Linked DNA regions of Homo sapiens: region 2 is linked to region 1. A link is a contact called in ENCODE Hi-C or POLR2A ChIA-PET data. All regions are on one chromosome and are shown on one strand. The core of a region is the stretch at or near the end of the contact, and the rest is flanking DNA. Distances in the headings are between cores, read along the strand shown.

The links. A loop is a pair of places that touch in the nucleus more often than their neighbours do. ChIA-PET counts read pairs that join two places held with the same protein, here RNA polymerase II (POLR2A). Pooled maps may share reads with other maps.
Region 2: a pooled map shows a loop between it and region 1 (2.7-fold over the local background). The contact joins two enhancer-like sites. A Hi-C loop is called at or near these places in 1 of 168 maps with a recorded cell type or tissue (GM23248), 5 of 37 single-sample maps with no recorded cell type and 13 of 50 pooled maps. POLR2A ChIA-PET finds 5 or more read pairs at or near these places in 4 of 52 experiments (CD8-positive, alpha-beta T cell, activated CD4-positive, alpha-beta memory T cell, activated naive CD4-positive, alpha-beta T cell and 1 more).

Annotation. Positions count from the first base shown.
Region 1 is chr7:50,465,703-50,469,783 of GRCh38, reverse strand. DDC (dopa decarboxylase) reads left to right here. Exons shown (of 15, transcript NM_001082971.2): 13 at 2,469-2,570. Among named protein-coding and RNA genes, the nearest start is that of FIGNL1, 17 kb to the right of the region's middle. Within about 2 kb of position 1,608, at least 2 of the 41 ENCODE cell types and tissues checked have a DNase peak (open chromatin) inside an H3K27ac peak, as active enhancers do.
Region 2 is chr7:50,655,134-50,659,120 of GRCh38, reverse strand. The region is part of intron 7 of GRB10 (growth factor receptor bound protein 10); the gene reads left to right. Among named protein-coding and RNA genes, the nearest start is that of DDC, 92 kb to the right of the region's middle. Within about 2 kb of position 1,705, at least 19 of the 41 ENCODE cell types and tissues checked have a DNase peak (open chromatin) inside an H3K27ac peak, as active enhancers do.

The DNA.
Region 1 (4,081 bases), core at 359-2,858:
TGATCTTGAACTCCTGGCTTCAGGTGATCCACCCACCTCAGCCTCTCAAAGTGCTGGGATTACAGGTGTGAGCCACTGCACCTGGCCTTCAAATGTCTTAATAAGCAAATACATGGCAAGAGAACCAGACTGTAGTTTGGGTTGTTGAGATGAGGTTATTTATAAGATCTGTTAAGTCACTTTCGTTAAGATTGCAGGTTATCAGGTCCAGGAAGATGGTCACAGTAGAAACATCACATAGGTTGTGCTTTAGCCACATCTAGCCAAGAATGAAGTTCATTGAGCAATGGCAATTATGAGAACATAAGGACTGTGTTTTTCTCCCCCAAAATTGCCAGAATAAGATAGATATTCCCTAGTCCAGTGGTTCTCAGACATGCTTCCAGACCAGCAGTGCCGGCCTGCAGTGGGGCCCAGCAACCTCTGTTTTAACAAGCAAACCAGACACCTTCTCTATGCACTAAAATTTGAGAACCACTTATCAGCTCCAAGCCCCACTCCCCTGCTTTTTTTTTTTTTTTTTTTTTTAAAATAACAATTGGCTGGGTGTGGTGGCTCACGCATGTAATCCCGGCACTTTGGGAGGCCGAGGTGGGCAGATCATGAAGTCAGGAGTTCTAGACCAGCCTGGCCAACATAGTGAAACCTTGTCTCTACTAAAAAAAAAATACAAAAAATTAGCCAGGCATGGTGGCAGGCACCTGTAATCCCAGCTACTCGGGAGGCTGAGGCAGAAGAATCACTTGAACCTGGGAGGCAGAGGTTGCAATGAGCAGAGATTGTGCCACTGCACTAAAGCCTGAGTGACAAAGCAAGACTCCGTCTCACCAAAAAAAAAAAAAAAAAAAAAAATGAGGAAACTGAGTCCTGAATATGAGCCTGGATCTGCCTAGAGCCACCCGTTTAGCCAGCTGCAGAAGGCCTGCTGCTGTTCTGCTGGCTCTCTCTGATCCTGGTGTCCTTCCTAAGCTGTGGCCTCATCTTGATGGACAGAGGTCCCCAGGCTTCATGGGAACAAGCACACTTATGATATTCAGCCTTAGTGATGGTAACAGCCCTCCATTTTAAGTCCTGTTGCCACTTCACAACCAGGTGTGCAGGGGCAGGTGTCCCCAGCCACCTCCTCTGTGGCACAGCATATATAAACACATCCATCTGCAAGCTTCATAGAATGCCTAGGATGTGCCATGAACTGCCTACTCCCAAAGCTTCGGTGAGGACAGTTCCAGGAGCTGCCGAGCACTATGAGGACCTGTTTGGGGGCGAGAACTGGGAAAGGAGTATGTATATGAATTCCTGGGTAGGAAATCCCCCTCTACCCATTTGAGACGAATTCAGCTTTTTTGGGGAAAGAAAGCCAAAAAATAAGGGATTTATCTCCCCACAATGATGACGTCTTTAAGCTCAAGGACAACTAGTTATGATCATGCTGGCTCCTGTTTAAAACACACTCCACTTCTTTCTTAAAGGGGACCCAATCCTGCCTTAGGAGCAGAGTCCAGCGATGCTCAAAGCCTGTCTCCTTGGGCGGGAACCGGCTTTCGGGATCGCCCATGAGGCCGAGGTCTTTGGCGCTCTCTGGTGGCATGACGAGGAACCACTCGTATGACACGTGTTTTTGTCCCAGCCACCCCCTGCCCGCGAGGCGCCGCGTTTCCGCAGGTCCTCCCCAGCACCTGCAACATGGGGGCCCTGCTGTATCCGCGGGCTTAGAATGAGCAAGGCACGGGCCTACGCCACGGAGGGCTCCTTCTCCTAGGATCACATGCTGTCTGAATAGCTTCTGAGTTCTATAACTATTTGGAAGTGAAATAAGGTCAGTGTGATATTCAATGAGAGGAAGGCCGTTTCTGAATGTGACAGAGCGGACAGGATGCCCAGCTCTAGGTGGCAAACGCGGAGGAGGAGCAACAGCTGTGGCAGCCACAGAGCTGCAGCTCCATCAGGCTGCCTTAGAATCCTAGCTCAGCCAAGGCCTCCGGGTGCACCTTGGGCATGTCGCTCACCCTCTCCCAGCCTGTTTTCTTATCTCCAAAATGGGGATAATCATGATATCTTCTGTGTTGTGGGCTGTCCTGAGGATGCCGCAGTGGTGAGCGCTGGCACCTCAAGCACAGAGGAGCAACTCGATGGGCATTAGCCATTGTCTCTTCCAGAATGATCAAATACCTCCTCACGGTGTTTATTCTAACATTATAAAAGACAGTTTGGGTGGGATAAGAATAGTCCCATGAACAGAAGAAAATGACAATTGGTGTTCTGAGGACACTAGACCTGTGCTAATGTAGGGAATGAGTTTCTTAGCCTGCCTGGAAACAGCTGGTCAGTGAACGGTAAAAGCACTTGAGGAAAATTGCCAAGAGCGTCTAAATGAATTATACATGGGCAGTCTAATAAGGTTTTCTAGGTAGTTAAGTTCTGAATTAAATGGCCATGAGAAAAACAGATTTTCCCTTTCCTCTTTGAAGCATGTCCAGCTGTCCCATGAGTTTGAGTCACTGGTGCGCCAGGATCCCCGCTTTGAAATCTGTGTGGAAGTCATTCTGGGGCTTGTCTGCTTTCGGCTAAAGGTTTGTCTACATCTATTCCATTCTTCATTTTCTGTGAATGTGACAGAGGGGAAAGTGTTGTTCATTACCTCCATGCTCAAACACTGGCACTGGCTCTCCAGAGATGGCAGAGCAAAGCCTGCATTCTTTGGCCCACCGGCCTGCCCTGCCCCATGCTACACAGCCTTGTTTCCACGCACAGCGGCTGTTCCCGCTTCCTCAAGCCTGCCATGAGACTTCTAACTTACATAGCTTATTGGCCGCAGAATCTTTACCATTTTTCCTTCCTCAAGGCTCCATCCCACACCTCTGCCACTGGCCCTCCTTGGAGGACAGCGGCCTGTCCATAGCCTCACTAATCTGAGTGTCTTCTGTGGATCAACAGCATCAGCATCATCAGCATTGTCTGGGAGCTCCTTAGAAAAGCCAGTCTTGGGCCCCACCCTAGAGCTGCTGGCTGCGCACCTTTACAAGATGCCCACACAGGAGTCTGTTTGACACTGTGTTGTGGCGTGCTGTTATTTTGCTGCCTGATGCTGTGCATTCACCAGGTGAGGGCAGGCTGGCCCACACGGGTTGGGGCATAAGCCATCTCTACTGAGAATCATGATACAGTTCTCAAAAAGGCTCTAAGATGCACTGCACACATGCCCCTTGGTAATCTCCCTTGTGTACACAGAGCCAGGTGAGACCAAATGCTCTGTTTGGTTTATAAGGTTTTTTTTTTTTTTTTTTTTTTTTCTTTTTGGAGACAGAGTCTCCCACTCTGTTGCCCAGGCTGGAGTGCAGTGGTGTAATCTCGGCTCACTGCAACCTCTGCCTCCCGGGTTCAAGTGATTCTCCTGCTTCAGCCTTTTGAGTAGCTGGGATTACAGGTGTGCGCCACCACGCCCAGCTAATTTTTGTATTTTTAGAGATGGGGTTTCACCATGTTGGTCAGGCTGGTCTCGAACTTCTGACCTCGTGATCCACCCGCCTCAGCCTCTCAAAGTGCTGGGATTACAGGCGTGAGCCACTGCGCCCGGCTGAGGTAGCTTTTAATTCACAATCATTTCAAGCCTTTCCAGGAGGCTTCCTTGTTCAAATTAAAGACAGCACTCAGGAGAAGGAGCAGGCTGGGGTCAGTGTCATTGTCAAGGGGCTGCCAGTCAGAGTGTGGCACTGCCACTCCACCTACTATGTCCTTTTGCCTCACCTGACTCTTGGAGCTCTGAGGCGAGGAGGAGCTGCAGCCGTGGGAAAGCCTGCAGGTAGCAGAGCAGGAGAGGAGACTTGAGCCCTTGGAAGAGCACAAAGTGATGAGACCTGGGAGGTGCACAGAGGACCGAGAGGGCAAGACACGCTCTGGATGTTTGTGGGAGGAGCCTCAGTCCATCCATGTCCAGGATGTGTCCAGTCAACCAACCTTAGTGTTGGCATCGTGCTTATTAGACTCATCTGCTGTCAAGCAGTTGTTTTCATTCTTGTTTTTGTTGACAGTTTTCTTCTAGGACTTTTATATTCTATTTTTTTAACAGTTCTATTGAGATATA
Region 2 (3,987 bases), core at 456-2,955, 190 kb before region 1:
TCTGAAACATTTGTGATCACAGAAGTGCTTTAGAGACAGCACCTGTAAACTTTACACAGAACGCACTTTGGGAAAGGGTGCTAAATTGCCCATGATTATTTTTAAAATGGTGAATGTCATCCTCACTTTTTTAGACTTTTCTGGCAGCTTTGCTAAAGCGGAGGTCTCTCACAGCTCTCTAGGGACCGCAGCCCCTGCAGTCTGAGAATAATCCCGAAGGCCCGACGTGACGGCACCTGCATGTTCCCGTGTTTGCATCAGAGCAAGTGATGCAATTGCAGCGAGGCAGTCGTGACCTGGAGCAGACCACTTGTTTGGCTAAATATGACACAGGAAATCAGTGCAGGAATCTTATGTGAAATCCCAACTACTAGTGTTTCTCCGGAGTACAAATATCTTTTAAAATATAAACCTCTGAATTTGAGGGGCCTAAAACAGATATTTTACTGTAGCATTGAATACCTCTTGATATCTATAGCTGTCAAGAGCATTGGAAATGTGAGCACTTAAATTATATACGTCTTTCACAGGAAGAATCACCATAGTTTTGCCAAAAATCTAAGTCTGTGCCTTGCCCACCTGTGGCCATCTACGTGAGGCTCCTGTGGACTCAAAGGCAAGGGCAGTGTGCAGTCATTGGTTATCGGTGGCCATCAGTGCTTTCACAGAGACCGCCTATTTTGCTAGCAACAGGAAGTAATTTTCCTTGGCAAACTGATTTGCTAATTCTTGCTGCTGCTTTGACTCGAAATTTCATCAGGTAAGGGGGAACCACTAGACAATGCACTTTCCCCAATTTACCTACCTGACAGCTTCTGCCATAAATGACTGCGAGCAAACAGCCTGCTGGTTTGTGTTTGGTTTTGAGTAGGAATCCACAGTTCACCCACTGGAGAAGCCTGTTACACTCACTGAACGTGGACATTGGCGCTTTATTTATACCTGTGAGCAGCCACGGAGGGACTTTTCTTTTCTCCTGCAATAGGCGCATGTGGCAGGTCCACCCAGTTTAGGATAAAGTGTTCTAGAGTTTACAGTCGAGAAGTGTTAGGCCTCTGGGTCTTGGTTGAGACCCAAGATGAGATGGGCCATCTAGGCCACTGCCTGGACAATGGCCATCTCTTTTCCTCCATGTCTTTTCTGTTTTTCTTTCCTTAGGCTCTCGCCTCAGTCTCTTAACTGGCTGAAGGACAAGTAGTTTGAGTAATAAAAATGTAAAAAAGAAAAAAAAAAGAATTAGTGGAGGAAACCAAGTGAAAGTGTTTTGAAAATCCAAAAAATTCACAAGAGAATTTGGTAAACATCCTCCCTCTGCTGTTGGTGCCAAGTCTGGACATTTCTAGGAAAGAGAGCACAGACATAGTCCCTGTGTGGGAAGGTTTACAAGTACATACCCTCTGCTGGTGATTTTTATTTTTTGGTCCCTGAGAGAACCAAATGCTAATGACTAACATGGTTTATCTTTTACTTTGCCCTAAAATAGCATCTTCGCTGTCATCTTACAACAGAGATTCTCTAGAATCAGGGCAGTAGTTTCTAGCCCTATTTATAGAACCCTGGCATCTTCAGATTTATTTATATGAGGAAATCCCCGAAAAGATTTAAATGGGAACACCATGTACCGGCGCACATTCCTCTCTTTTTGTTCACGGGTAGTGTTTCCGCTCACACAGTCCCTGGTCTCTCTGCAGAATCCTGGAAGGGAATGAGAAGCAGTGTTGCCATGCCAGGAGCCGCGGGAACATCACAGACACTCGAGGAAGTGGGAAGCAACATTGCTTTCTTCTTCATTTAACCTTGGAGCCTAAGTGTGACTGCCCTTTTGACTCTGACCATTGAACTGGCACAAAAACAGTATTGTAACAGTATTAAAAACAAAGTCAGCTCTTTCCATCTGCCCAGAGTTTGGTCGAGTTCCTGGCCCCTCGGCATTTTATCAGGTTTTAGTAAAGGTGGATATAATTTTAGATATGTTTTCAGTTATTTAACATCTCATAAGTATTTTCTGTGTTTCTTAGTGTGGTCTTCCTAAAAAACACTCATGATAGCTGATACCTACATTGATGAGTACCGATTTGTGCCATATTTACCTACTTCACAGTGACCAGATAATTTGCATTGTCGTCCAGTGTCTGTGCTATAAATGATGCTTCACTGGGTGCCTGGAGTGCAGCTGTTGCCACATTTTGAATCCTTTCCCCAGGGTAGACCCTAGAAGTCAGATTCCTACTAAAAGGTTGAGGATGTTTTATAGCTCAGGATGTGTGTTGCTATATCTGTCTGCAAAGACCTGCTTATGTTGATTACCACATCCGGGATAGAGTGAGTTTCGGGACTTCCGAGCCCTGACCCCATTCCTGGAGCCTTTCTCCACCTCTGCATTCTCCCTAATGAGAGAGTGGCTCAGAGGCACCGCATGGTAGCACACGGTGGCTTTGGAAGCCTGCCTTCCCCAGCAGGGGTGGAACTCTGTGTCCCAGGTGGTCAGCAGCTGTTTGCAGGGACTCCAGGATTTGTGTCTTCAGAATACCGCAGACACCTTAGCAAGCCCTCTGGCTTTTCCGTGGCTATTTCTGGGTGTATAGTAATTTTATGACAAGTCAGGCCTGTGTGGCCCTGCAGTGACAGGGATGAAGGAAGAAGAGAGTCTAGTGGCGTTTGCATAGGCTACTGCATAGTCACCACATCGGGTCTCTGACCTTATGAGCTTAGAGATCTCCAGCATGTATTGTTCCAGTAGTTACACATCCTGTCTTTTTCAGCTGTGCAGCACAGCTCACTGCCGCTGCCTCCCTGACATGGTCTCAAGTCCACAGGATCGCCCTGGGACGGAGGATCAGAGTGACCGATAGCAAGCAAGGACCTTGGGTCTGCTTGTCTAAACCCCTCACATGTGTGCACATCTCACACTCTGCGCTCAGCCCGCGCCTGTCTCCTCAGGGTTCCAACTTCCCCTACCAGGACACAGTCAGGAAATAACGCCCTTACTGTCCTCTGTTCCTCTCTTGTGCCCATTCACTGATAGATTTTAGGTGGTTTCTACATGCAGGTACTGCCTGGGTGCTGGGGTCTGAGGCTGGCAGGGCAGACACAGCCTTGCCCTCTGGGAGCCCATAACCCAGTGAGAGAAACCAATGCTAATCACCTTATAGAGGCACATTATCACAGACAGTTTCCAACATGCTGCCAGGACATTCCATCATGTGGGGAGAGCTATCAGTGGGGCCGAAGATGAGGAATCCTTAAGTGCCTTGGAAGGCATACAGTGTTCCAGAAAGAGGGAATGAGGACAGTTGAGGAAGGCACAGGCACCCTGGATGGTGGCTGAGATAGTATAGAGGAGGCAGCGCCTAGGAAGCCAGGGCCTTAGGTGTCCCAGGAAGAGATTGGTCTCCAGGGCAAAGGAGGTCTCTGGCAGAGAGGGGAAAGCAGCTTTGTACTTTGCTTTGCCTGCTGCAGTGTGAAGGATGGACTGGGCTGGAGGAGGTGTGGGATAGCCGGTTGGGATGCAGGTGCAGGAGATGCTGACGTGTTATCTGGACTAGGGCAGTGGAGTGAAGTTGGACAGCTGAGTGCATCTAAGTAAAATTGGTAAGATGTGATTTATTGATTTCTCATAGTTTTCATGGTCTGTAAGACAACTTGCAGTTCTGTGTTTCCTCTGTCTTTAAATATACGTTCAACCTAACGCTCAGGTCATTTCTAGATACCATTCTCCAATAAAAGGAGCCAGGGCTGCCTGGGAGATGCTTAAAGAATGAAGGGGACATGGCATAAAGACACAGGAGCCAGCATGAAGGGCCAGGGGAAAATAATAACTTACGTGTGTGGAAACACCTGGCAGACACTCTTCCCAGGTGAGCCACACTGATGTCACCAAAAAAGGGTCAGGGCAGCATTGTGTGGCTCCTGAGCTGTGGCACCCAGGGGGACACAGCATCTCTACAGCTAATCTCAAAGGGACGTCAGCTGAACCAGAACCAAGAG